Regions from separate parts of the Homo sapiens genome. Here region 2 is linked to region 1. The links are chromatin loops, found by intact Hi-C in ENCODE. Cell type or tissue: dorsolateral prefrontal cortex. All regions are shown on one strand. Links, peaks and the distances in the headings refer to the core of each region. The heading gives the core; the rest is flanking DNA.

What was found. Peaks named below come from ENCODE experiments on the same cell type or tissue, not always from the same donor. Only the 100,000 strongest peaks of a DNase experiment are listed, where the experiment ranks them.
Region 2: a loop joins it to region 1, with 5 times the contacts of the local background. A loop is called at or near these places in 28 of 110 quality-filtered maps.

Annotation. Positions count from the first base shown.
Region 1 is chr3:10,755,864-10,761,245 of GRCh38, reverse strand. LINC00606 (long intergenic non-protein coding RNA 606) reads left to right here. Exons shown (of 3, transcript NR_152730.1): 3 at 1-1,904. Among named protein-coding and RNA genes, the nearest start is that of LINC00606, 5.7 kb to the left of the region's middle. RefSeq lists an enhancer at 2,348-2,642. In dorsolateral prefrontal cortex, for the core only: CTCF peaks have their summits at 2,296 and 2,495 (motif pointing left); a DNase peak (open chromatin) is centred at 2,445; H3K27ac peaks cover 407 bases.
Region 2 is chr3:11,331,980-11,337,361 of GRCh38, reverse strand. It overlaps ATG7 (autophagy related 7), which reads right to left. Exons shown (of 21, transcript NM_001349232.2): 11 at 4,269-4,390. Among named protein-coding and RNA genes, the nearest start is that of ATG7, 62 kb to the right of the region's middle. In dorsolateral prefrontal cortex, for the core only: CTCF peaks have their summits at 1,955 and 2,161 (motif pointing right); no DNase peak of the experiment used is centred there.

The sequences.
Region 1 (5,382 bases), core at 68-5,067:
GGCATGGTGAGGCCGTCACTCCCTTCTCTCCAGGGTCCCATGTGCTCTCCAGGCACAAATTCACCCAGACATTTCTTGATCTAGCTCTGTCCCAGAAAGCGTTACCTTTGCAATGGCAAATACCTGTATTAATTGCCGTGCAAGTGACACATACTTATCATGTGCTCGCCTGTTCCAGGCACCGATGGCTGTCTTTTTTATTTTGTGTCAGGTTCCAGTGAGTGAGTCTGACTTATGATTGTATAGACTTAGCTCACATCCTCCTTCCTCCACCTTGACAATTGTGCTAATGACAAAGTTGTCATTTACTGAGCACTTGCCATGTCCCAATCACTGTGCCAGGAGATTTACCTGCATGGGCTCACAAACTCTTTGCAGTATTCTTGAAAGAGAGGCAAGTATGTTCCTCTATTTTGTAGATGAGAAAACTGGGCTCAGAAAATGAAGTCATTTTGCCCCAGGTCACCCAACCAGCGAGTGGCAGAACTATGTTTAAAAGTCAGGATTATCTATTCCAGAGACCCTGTGCTGCCCACCATGGCACACTGCTTCTCCAGTCAAGGAAAGGTAGCTTAAAGATATCTGCTTTCCAAAATGCTTGAACATTTGTTAGAATATGGAAGAAGATAATATATGGTCCTGTCCTTGAAGAATTGATACTCTATTTGGGGAAACAAAGCAGCTGACATTGCCAGCCAATATTTATTTAAATTTCATCTCAGAAAAATAGCAAAAGAGATTTTATTTAACCTTTCAACAGTGATTATCTGATTATGTCTGTTTGAGTATTCTGTAGGATAGACAGCTAAGGCAGTCATGGACTCAGTGGGAAAAAGTTCAGCAATCCATTATTAATGTCTGTTTGGGGCGCAGGCATGGGTAGTGGAGGTAGATGTGCCACCAATTTCATTTTTCCTATATAGTAGAAAACACGAGAGTTTCTAATAAATTCCTAACTATATAAAGCAGACAAGAGAGGAAAGAGAAAGATACCTGTGTGATTGGGAGAGGCTGCCTGAGGAAGGTAAGATATGACCTGTTTGGGGTCATTGTACCCCTGGGGCATGAGGCATCATCAAGGCCAGATTGAATTTTCTAAGGTATGATAAAAAGTTTGGTTCTTCCATGTGCCTTGGTTCCTCTTCTCTAAAATGGCTAATTCTGTCCAATTAAGATCTAGAAGGCCCTTTCTGATGCCAATGTTTCTAAATAAAGATATCTAATAAGGGTGGAACACGTCACAGCTCTCAACCTCCTCTCAGACCCCCCAACAAGCCCATGATGCAGCCATTTTAGAGATGAAAAACTGAGGCCCAGAGAGCTGACACCCATGTTAGCAGAAGTTAGTGGAACCCAGTTCTGTTAACTCTAACCATTCTCTAATCCAAAAGTATATTTACAGATTTTCAAATAATTAGGAAATGTTAGTAATATTTAGAAGCTCCTCAGATGATTCTAGTTTTCAGCCATGGTTGAGAATGTTGCTAAAAAGTAGTGTTATGGCTGATTTCCGAGAAGGAAACAGAGGTTCAGAGTGGTTAAGCAACTTGTCCAAAGTCACACAGCCAGAACATAGTGGAGTGGGAACTCCACTGAGGCAGGCTGACTGCTTAACCCATGTGTCTGTTGTGCCCCAGGCACTGTCACATATTATTTCATTTAATTCTCTCAACAACTTTGTTTTTTTAACTCTGAAAACTAATCCAGAAAAGTTAAATAACCAGCCCAAAATTGCAGAGCTAATAAAAGGCAGCTAACAGTGTTTTCTATCTTGATTCTATTTGGGTGGACAAGTGTGTGTACTTGTCAATAGTCATTTGATGGGTCACTTAAGATCTGTACATCACACTATATGTTGATTTTACTTTTAAAAGGCACAAATAAACTGCCCTCTGGGTAACAATATCAAGCAGAGATATTGTGATGTCTCCTTCTTATTTGGAAATGCATTTAAAAGTAGAGTGAACGGATAAGGAGATAAATAAGTGGGCAGTTATGTGATAAAGATGGTGGGTCTATGGGGTTCATTACACGAGTGCTATTCTTTCAACTTTTCTGCATGTTTGAACATTTTACATAATAAAATGTTGCATGGGGGACAGCAGCCCAAACATTCCATGAGACTGAGTTCAGTGATGACAGAGATCTCTGCCTGTTTTGTTACTGAGTCTCCAGCACCAGGAATAGTGCCTGGCATGAAGCAGGTGCACAGTAAATATTTGCTGAACGGAAAATGATGGGAGGCTGTTTAGCCTATGGCTTTAACGCTTAAAGTAAACACTTACCTTGGAGAGAGGATTGGATGATATCTGTGAAACAAGGGCGGTGGGAGGAGGGACACTGGGCAGAGTAAGGCGAGTAGGCACAATAGGGCACAGAGATCTGGTGGCTTTGCAAGCATGAACTCAGCTGGTTCTTCTGGAAGCTGAGTGACATCCTCATCCCCAGGCGGAGCTGTAGCCAGAGCTGTGCTTTATACAGGCGTGTGCTGCCCTCATGTGGCCAAGCAGAAGAATATTGCGCTGGTGTCGGAAGGGCCTCTTTCCCCTGATCCCTGATGGGCAGTTAGTTACTCAGATGCTTGGAAGCAAAGGTTGCGGCCAGAGGAACCGTGTCTCTGGGGCCTGGGCTTCATGCCCCTCTCTTAGCTAGGAGATAGTGGTCAAGTTTAAAACTTCCTCTGGGCAGGGTGGCACATCTGTAGTCCCAGCTGCTCAGGAGGCTGAGGTGGGAGGATGGCTTGAGCCCAGGAGGTCGAAGCTGCAGTGAGCTATGATTGTGCTGCTGTACTCCAACCTGAGCAACAGAGTGAGACCCTGTCTCTAAAAAGAAGACAAGTTCCTGATGCTTCCTATTAGCTAATGTTCTCCCAGTGGGGGTGTGGGTTTCCCAGACCTCACAGCGGTCCTGAGATTTGAGAGAAGGAGCCGCCGTGTATAAGCACCCACTGCTGCTGCTACTCCTCCATGGGCTGTTTTATTTGGGCATCCCACTGACCCTGCCAGTGACCATACATGAGACCACTCAAGATCTCATTTACGGACCGGAAAGCAGGGGCTCGGAGAGATCAAGTCACATGCAGCACGTTGGGGGCAGGGAAACCGCCTCTGGGAAGTCCAGAGTGTAACAAAGAAGATGCTAGCTTCCCTCTGTGGGGTTCTGAGGACTCCCAAATTCTGGCTGAGGAAAGCTGGCAAGGAGCCAGGGAAGTTTGGAAAAGCCCCAGTACTCACGTACACACCCTGAGCCCTTCAGCTCTCACAGAGGCAAGTTGGAGCTGTCATCCACCCCTTCCACCCCTCCCAGACCCAGCTGTGTGACCCTGGGGAAAGTGACTCAGCCTCTCTGAGCCCTACCTCAATGTGTCAAATATGGATCATAATATCCTCACCTTTTAAGGTTGCTGTGTAAATAAATGATACAGTGCACACCACACATGCTCAGGAATGACTCCTTTTAGACCACAAGGCAGACATTGTATCTATTGTGTTCACTCCTGTAACATGTTTGGATGGGCCAGTTCTCAAAGACGAGCAGGGTAAGAGTTAAGAGTGAAGTCTTTGGAATCAGATACCTGGATCCAAATCCTGGCACTGCCTCTTCAGTCTGGGTGATCTTGAACAATATATCAATGTAGTGAGGTTGTGCTGATGAATAGGTTAGTGTGAATAAAGAGCATGGTGCCTGGCACATACCAGATGCCCAAATAAATGCTAGCTGATAGTAGGATGACTCAAAGATGGGTATTCAACGTTAGCTATTGTTGTGAGCGGTCGTGGTAATAGTGAATGAGTCATGCGAATTTCCCCTTCAAGGCTGCAGTGGCTGCAGCTCTGCCCTGACTTCATCTGAATATATGCGTTGGGTGAGAGACGAGTGGCAATGATAGGAGTGCCCTCCTGTTCCCTGGACACAAATCACCCTGCACCACCAGCACAAGGTCACCCAGCCCTCAGTCATGATGGTTCCCAGTGAAGGGGACCAGGCTATAGAGGCACTCTGCACCCCCTGAGCTGACATGGTGGGCTTAGGGTCTGGGCCGTGATGCAGGGGCTTTCCTCTTCTTGGGATGCTCACACTGGTCTTAACACACTGGCCTCGCTGGCATGAGGGCCAGCCTGAACAGTGGGAAGAGAAACAGCATGAGTGTGGTGGCCTTCAAGGCAGTGAATCTCAGATGTCAATGTGCACAGGACTTCCGAGGGGGAAGTGCATTGTGAAAATGTGGGTTCTGACTCAGTAGTTCTGGGCTGGGACCTGCCATCCAGCTTTTCTAAAGCTCCCAGGTCACCCTGATGCTCTTCATTCAAGACCTCACTTTGAGTATCAAGGTTTCAAGAAAAGCAGGCTGAATTTATCTCCCAGGTGCACTGAGGGCTCATTGCAGCAGGTCTGGCATCAGCCTGGGCTGTTTTGCTGAAGTAAGAGATGTGCCTGCACAGCATGGACCCCTGGGCAAGGCATGAAGGGTACTGACTGGTGGCCATGGGTGGAGACAAGTTTCAGGGTGTCTGATATCAGCTTGTCAGCATTGTTTGAGGGTCACAATGAGACTGATGACCTGCAACTGGCCTCAGGGGCTCCCTCAGGGAGCCCTGTGCAGTGCCAGGGCTGGTAACGCAGCATGTGTGCCTACACGATGAGCCCTCCATTGTGTGCTTCCTGATTCTAATATCTCAGGTGCATCAGTAGATCCTGATCTGAAAGAACAAGCACATGGTCGTTCCACATCAGTGTAACAACTGGAGCTCTCCCCTGACTCTCAGAACCCCTCACTATGAGGCAGCCTTTGGCCCTGATGCATATCCTCATTTTAATGGTCTTAATATCTTGTATTTTTTTCCTGAAATAAATCTTAGCTTGGTCAGCATAGCCATGTAAGGTCCTGGGAGTTTTACTTGTACTGGAACTCAATCTAACTTCCACCGTTAGTGCAATATGGATTAAAAAACTGCTTCCTGTGGGCAGGACACTGTGCTCAGCTCAGTGGACTTAGAAGTGGTTACAATTCCATTCTCTGCTCTCCCAGGAGAGCTGCAATTCACAGCCTTGGCTACACTGGTGTCGTCTGGGGAGCTTTAAAAGCTACTAAGGCCTGAGCTCCATCCCCAGAAACTACCAGTGGAATATTGGTCTTGAGGTTTTTAAAAGCTCCCCAAGTGGTCCTAATATGAAACCAAAGGTGCAAACCACTCATAGATAATGAACACAAAGCAGTAATGGTCTTAGAAGACCAGGTTGAGAATGGAACTAAGCCACTACCACTGTCTGGACCTTTGCGAAGTCCTGTCCCAAGGGTACAGTTATTGGTGTTAAATTTCCTACTCAAGGCTAGAGGTCAGCTGTGGAAGTCTTTCGTCTTTGAGGCACTGGTTGCCTTCC
Region 2 (5,382 bases), core at 55-5,054, 580 kb before region 1:
CCTGCCTCAGCCTCCTGAGTAGCTGCGACTACAGGTGCGCACCACCATGCCCAGCTAATTTTTGTATTTTTAGTAGAGACGGGGTTTCACCATGTTGGCCAGGATGGTCTCAATCTCCTGACCTCATGATCCGCCTGCCTTGGCCTCCCAAAATGCTGGGATTACAGGCATGAGCAACCACACCTGGCCAAGAAAATATTTTTTAGGAAAAAATTAGGTGCTGTCTCCCATAGTGGGCAAGCAGGAGCAGCACAAGAAAAAACAGAGTTAAGATGGGATCTCTACCCGCAGCAGTGTCTGCCATCTTCCTCCACCAGGTGCCAGAGCTGTAACACAACACACCATGAGGAAGCAAAAGAAGACATAGGATATTTAAAATAATACTCCTCGACTGCGCAAGGTAGCTCACACCTGTAGTCCCAGCACTTTGGGTGGCTGAGGCTAGAGGATTGCTTGAGCCCAGGAGTTCAAGACCAGCCTGGGCAACATAGTGAAACCCTGTCTCTGCAAAAAATACAAAAATTAGTTGGGTGTGGTGGCACATGCCTGTAGTCCCAGATACTCGGGAAGCTAAGCTGGGGGGATGGTTTGAGCCTGGGAGGTCAAGGCTGCAGTGAGCTATGATTTTGCCACTGCACTCACTCCAGCCTGGGTGACAGGTCAAGACCCTGTCTCAAAAAATAAAATAAAATAAAATAATTTAAAATAATACTCCTTATACCATTACCATGGCAACTATGGGATGTCTTAGAAGTATTGAAAAGTACAACCATACTTATATTTTCAGTTTACATTATGATATAGAAAAATTCTTTATGAAGTTGTATTTACCATAAAGTTTTATTTACAGCTAAGAGGGAACATATTAATTTACATGAAAAACAGGAAATTCATTTGCCTTTCCTAAGCTAAATAATCTACATTTAATATCAGGCATTAAGAAGATGTGTTAAAGGCATTAGTGGACGACAGAAAACCTTTTTCAAATGGAAATGTACGGTGTGGTTCCTGAGTTTAAATGTCAGCATCGGCTGGACGTGTGACTCACGCCTGTAATCCTAGCACCTTGGGAGGCTGAGGCAGGCAGATTGCCCGAGCTCAGGAGTTCAAGACCAGCCTGGGTACACGGTGAAACCCCGTCTCTACTAAAATACAAAAAAAATAGCCATGTGTGGCGGCGTGTACCTGTAGTCCCAGCTACTCAGGAGGCTGAGGCAGAAGAATTGCTTTTGAACCCAGGATTGCAGTAAGCTGAGATCCTGCCACTGCACTCCAGTCTGGGCAACAGAGCGAGACTGTCTCAAAAAAAAAAAAAAAAAAAAAAATGACCGGGCACAGTGGCTCATGCCTGTAGTCCCAGCACTTTGGGAGGCCGAGGCGGGTGGATCTGTAATCCCTGCACTTTGGGAGGCCGAGGCGGGTGGATCATGAGATTAGGGGTTCGAGACCAGCCTGGCCAACACAGTGAAACCCCGACTCTACTAAAGATACAAAAACTTAGCAAGGCGTGGTGGCACGCGACTGTAATCCCAGCCACTCGGGAGGCTGAGTCTGGAGAATCGCTTGAACCCAGGAGGCGGAGGTTGCAGTGAGCCGAGATCGTGCCATTGCACTCGAGCCTCAAGCGACAGGGCAAGACTCTGTCTCAAAAAAAGCAAAAAAAATGTCAGCATCATCAAGCATGAGCCTTATCATAGAGAGTAGGATGTAAGAATAACTCAGTGACTTTGTCATAAAAGTGGAAAGAAAACTGCCTCTCTGCAGAGTGGTTGGCAGAATTAAGTGATTACCCCATGGAAGGTGCCTGGCAGCTTGTCAGACACACAGACCAGACCCACATTACTTTTTAGCTAACTCTCACCTCATTCCCTAAGACCACGCTTGTCCAACCCATGGCCCAGGACAGCTTTGAGTGTGGCCCAACACAAATTCATAAACTTTCTTAAAACATTGAGTTTTTTTGCATTTGTTTTTTAGCTCATCAGCTATCATTAGTGTTAGTGTATTTTATGTGTGGTCCAAGACAATTCTTCTTCCAGTGTGGCCCAAGGAAGCCAAAAGATTGGACACCCCTGCGACTATCTTTAAGTGTGGTTTAATAAAACAAAGGTATAGCATGTAAGTTAACATTACACAGGAGCTATTTTAGAATTTGCCAGGAGAGGGTGCTACATCCAATGCAAATATCTAAAAACAGCAGAAAGGCAAAGGCTCTAAACTGAAAAGCAGCATCGTCCTTTGATCAAGCAGAAGTACTCTGTCAATCTTTCAGCGAATTGTGTAAAGACATCTGTGTTAGAGCATAGAATCGCTGAAAAAATGTCATGTGGGCCAATCCTGAATCCTTCTGACTGTAGCACTCTAGAAAAGATATCTCAGAAGAGATTTTTTTTTTTTTTTTTTTTTTTGAGACAGAGTCTTGCTCTGTCACCCAGGCTGGAGTGCAGCAGTGCAGTCGGCTCACTACACCTCCACCTCCCAGGTTCAAGCGATTCTTCTGCCTCAGCCTCCTGAGAGCTGGGATTACAGACGCCCGCCACCACACGTAGCTCATTTTTGTATTTTTAGTAGAGACGGGGTTTCGCCATATCGGCCAGGCCAATCTCGAACTCCTGACCTCAGGTGATCCACCCGCCTCGGCCTCCCAAAGTGCTGGGATTACAGGCATAACCCACGGCGCCTGGCCTTGGAAGAGATTTTGACACCACCTCCCCCATCACACACACACACATTTTAAGGCATATCTATGGCATAAGGAAAGAAATGTGCCTTGGAACCATGAGGATGATATAAGGAACAAGCTAAATAATATATATGAGGCCAGGCTCAGTGACTCATGCCTGTAATCCCAGCACTTTGGGAGGCCAAGGTGGGTGGATCACTTGAGGTCAGGAGTTCAAGACTGGCCTGACCAACATGGTGAAACCTGTCTCTACTAAAAATACAAATATTAGCTGGGCATGGTGGCGGGCTCCTGTAATCCCAGCTTCTTGGGAGGCCGAGGAGGGAGAATCACTTGAACCTGGGAGGCGGAGGTTGCAGTGAGTCGAGATCATGCCACTGCACTCCAGCCTGGGTGACAAAGCTAGACTCTGCCTCAATAATAATAATAATAAATGTTGTGAAAGTGCTCTGAAAAGCATATAAATCACATAGAGATGAGGAATTATTCTGGCAAGAAGTATAAAAGTGCTGGGCTTTATGTGAGCTAGGAAATTTACATAACATTTATTAAGCACCTATGATGTGCCAGACATCGTGCTCTGACTTTGACATAGGACATGGATTCCGGGTAAGAAATATTCCCGAAGCTGGCCGGGAGCGGTGGCTCATGCCTGTAATCCCAGCACTTTGGGAGGCTGAGGTGGGCGGATCACAAGGTCAGGAGATGGAGACCATCCTGGATAACACACGGTGAAACCCCGTCTCTACTAAAAATACAAAAAATTATCCGGGCGTGGTAGTGGGCGCCTGTGGTCCCAGCTACTCAGGAGGCTGAGGCAGGAGAATGGCATGAACCCGGGAGGCGGAGCTTGCAGTGAGCCAAGATCACGCCACTGCACTCTAGCCTGGGCGACAGAGTGAGACTCCATCTCAAAAAAAAAAAAAAAAAGAAATATATCCGGAGCTGGGCATTATATCCTTATTTTACTCAAACTTGAATATGTATTCAATCTCTGTGACATATGTAAATATATATATGTGTATATATATATACACACACACACACATATATCTCTCTATAGATAAAATGTCTCTCAGTCTAAGTTTCTCAATTTATAAAATGGGGGTAAAAGCTGATAACTGTCACATAAGGATCAAATGAAGATATTAAATGTGGAAGGAGAAATGGCATTTTTCCTGACTGGTTTACTATATGAAGAACAGGATCACATACAACTTTAAGTATATAACAAATAAATATTTAAGTGCATTAATACTTCATCCTTCCTTTAAGAATGGACAGGAATAAAGATTTTGTGTTAAAGAAAAGTAAAATTGAAAACGGGGGGAGCAGAGGGGAACAAATCCTGAAGACTGAAAAAACTGCCTAGAGAAAATTTCCTGGTCACAATCTTTGCCTTTGTTCCAGTCTGAATAGCAGAGCATGCCCTCTGTTCGAAGTAGGTGTCTGCATTGGCAAAGAGGTACAAGTTGTACTTTTCTCTTCCTTTCTTCTGCCATTGTGACGATATGAAAAGAAAGTAAACCTGGTTCCGTTTCTGATAAATGATAATTATATGCATTTTCAAAGACCGGCAAATTACCTGGGCTAAATGCCATTTCTGGAAGCTTCACTTCGAAGATGATGCTGTGGGCAACGTCTCTCGCCCCCTGCATGGTACGGTCACGGAAGCAAACAACTTCAACAGACTGGAAACTGCTACTCCTGTTGTCATGCCCGGATTTTTATTTATTTATTATTTTTTTTTAAAGGAAGGAAAAGAAAAAGCTCACATAAGAGCTTCAGCAAACCAGTTGGAGAGAATTCAATGCATTCTAATTATGCCTCTCTGATACCCACAGGAGATGGCCTTAACTCTTTTGAACATATTCATATATGGCTCCTCTGTCCAAGTGTTTAGAGGCTGAAAAATGAATTGGCTGTGATTTCTTTCTAGGTGATTTCTTTCTACAATCATATTGCACATAAATAATTCCGACAAGTAAATCTTTTAAATGCGGAAAAAATGCTCACAAGACATTTAGAAAAAATCCTCTAGGACGTGGGTTCTTTTGGTTCCCTCTGCTCTCCCCATCTGAACTTCCATATTAAGCAGCAGTACCTCAGTCAGTAGTTAGGAAGCCCATTTGCACTGTGTAGACTTACCACCTGGATAATTGTAGATTGTCTCCCTCAGAGAACAATCTATAATTTATCTATCTTCATATTTTTAAATAAACATTTTTATTTAAGTAAAGCAGACACATTACACAAATCCCAAGTATAAAGAAGGCTGTCTTATGCCTTCTCTCAGTCATTAACCACTGCCTTCAAAAGTAACAACTACTCTAAGTCCATACATTGGTTTTGCCTATTTTAACTTTACATAAATGGAATCATGGAGTATGTATTATTTTAGGTCCAACTTATTTCACTTAATATTATGTTTTTAAAATTCAGCCATGCTGATCTCTGTATTAATAGTTCACTCAGATTCATTGTATATGACATTTCATCATAAGGGATATACTTAAATTTATTATTCATTTCATTATTGAAGAACGTGTGAACTATTCCCAGCTTTTGGTTATTGAGAATAATGCTTCTGTAAACATTCTTGTATATGTGTTTTGCTTCTATCTATGTAGGTATTTCAGTGAGTAATATACTTGAGAGTAACATTGCTGAGCCATAGATATTTTTAATTTTGGTAGATA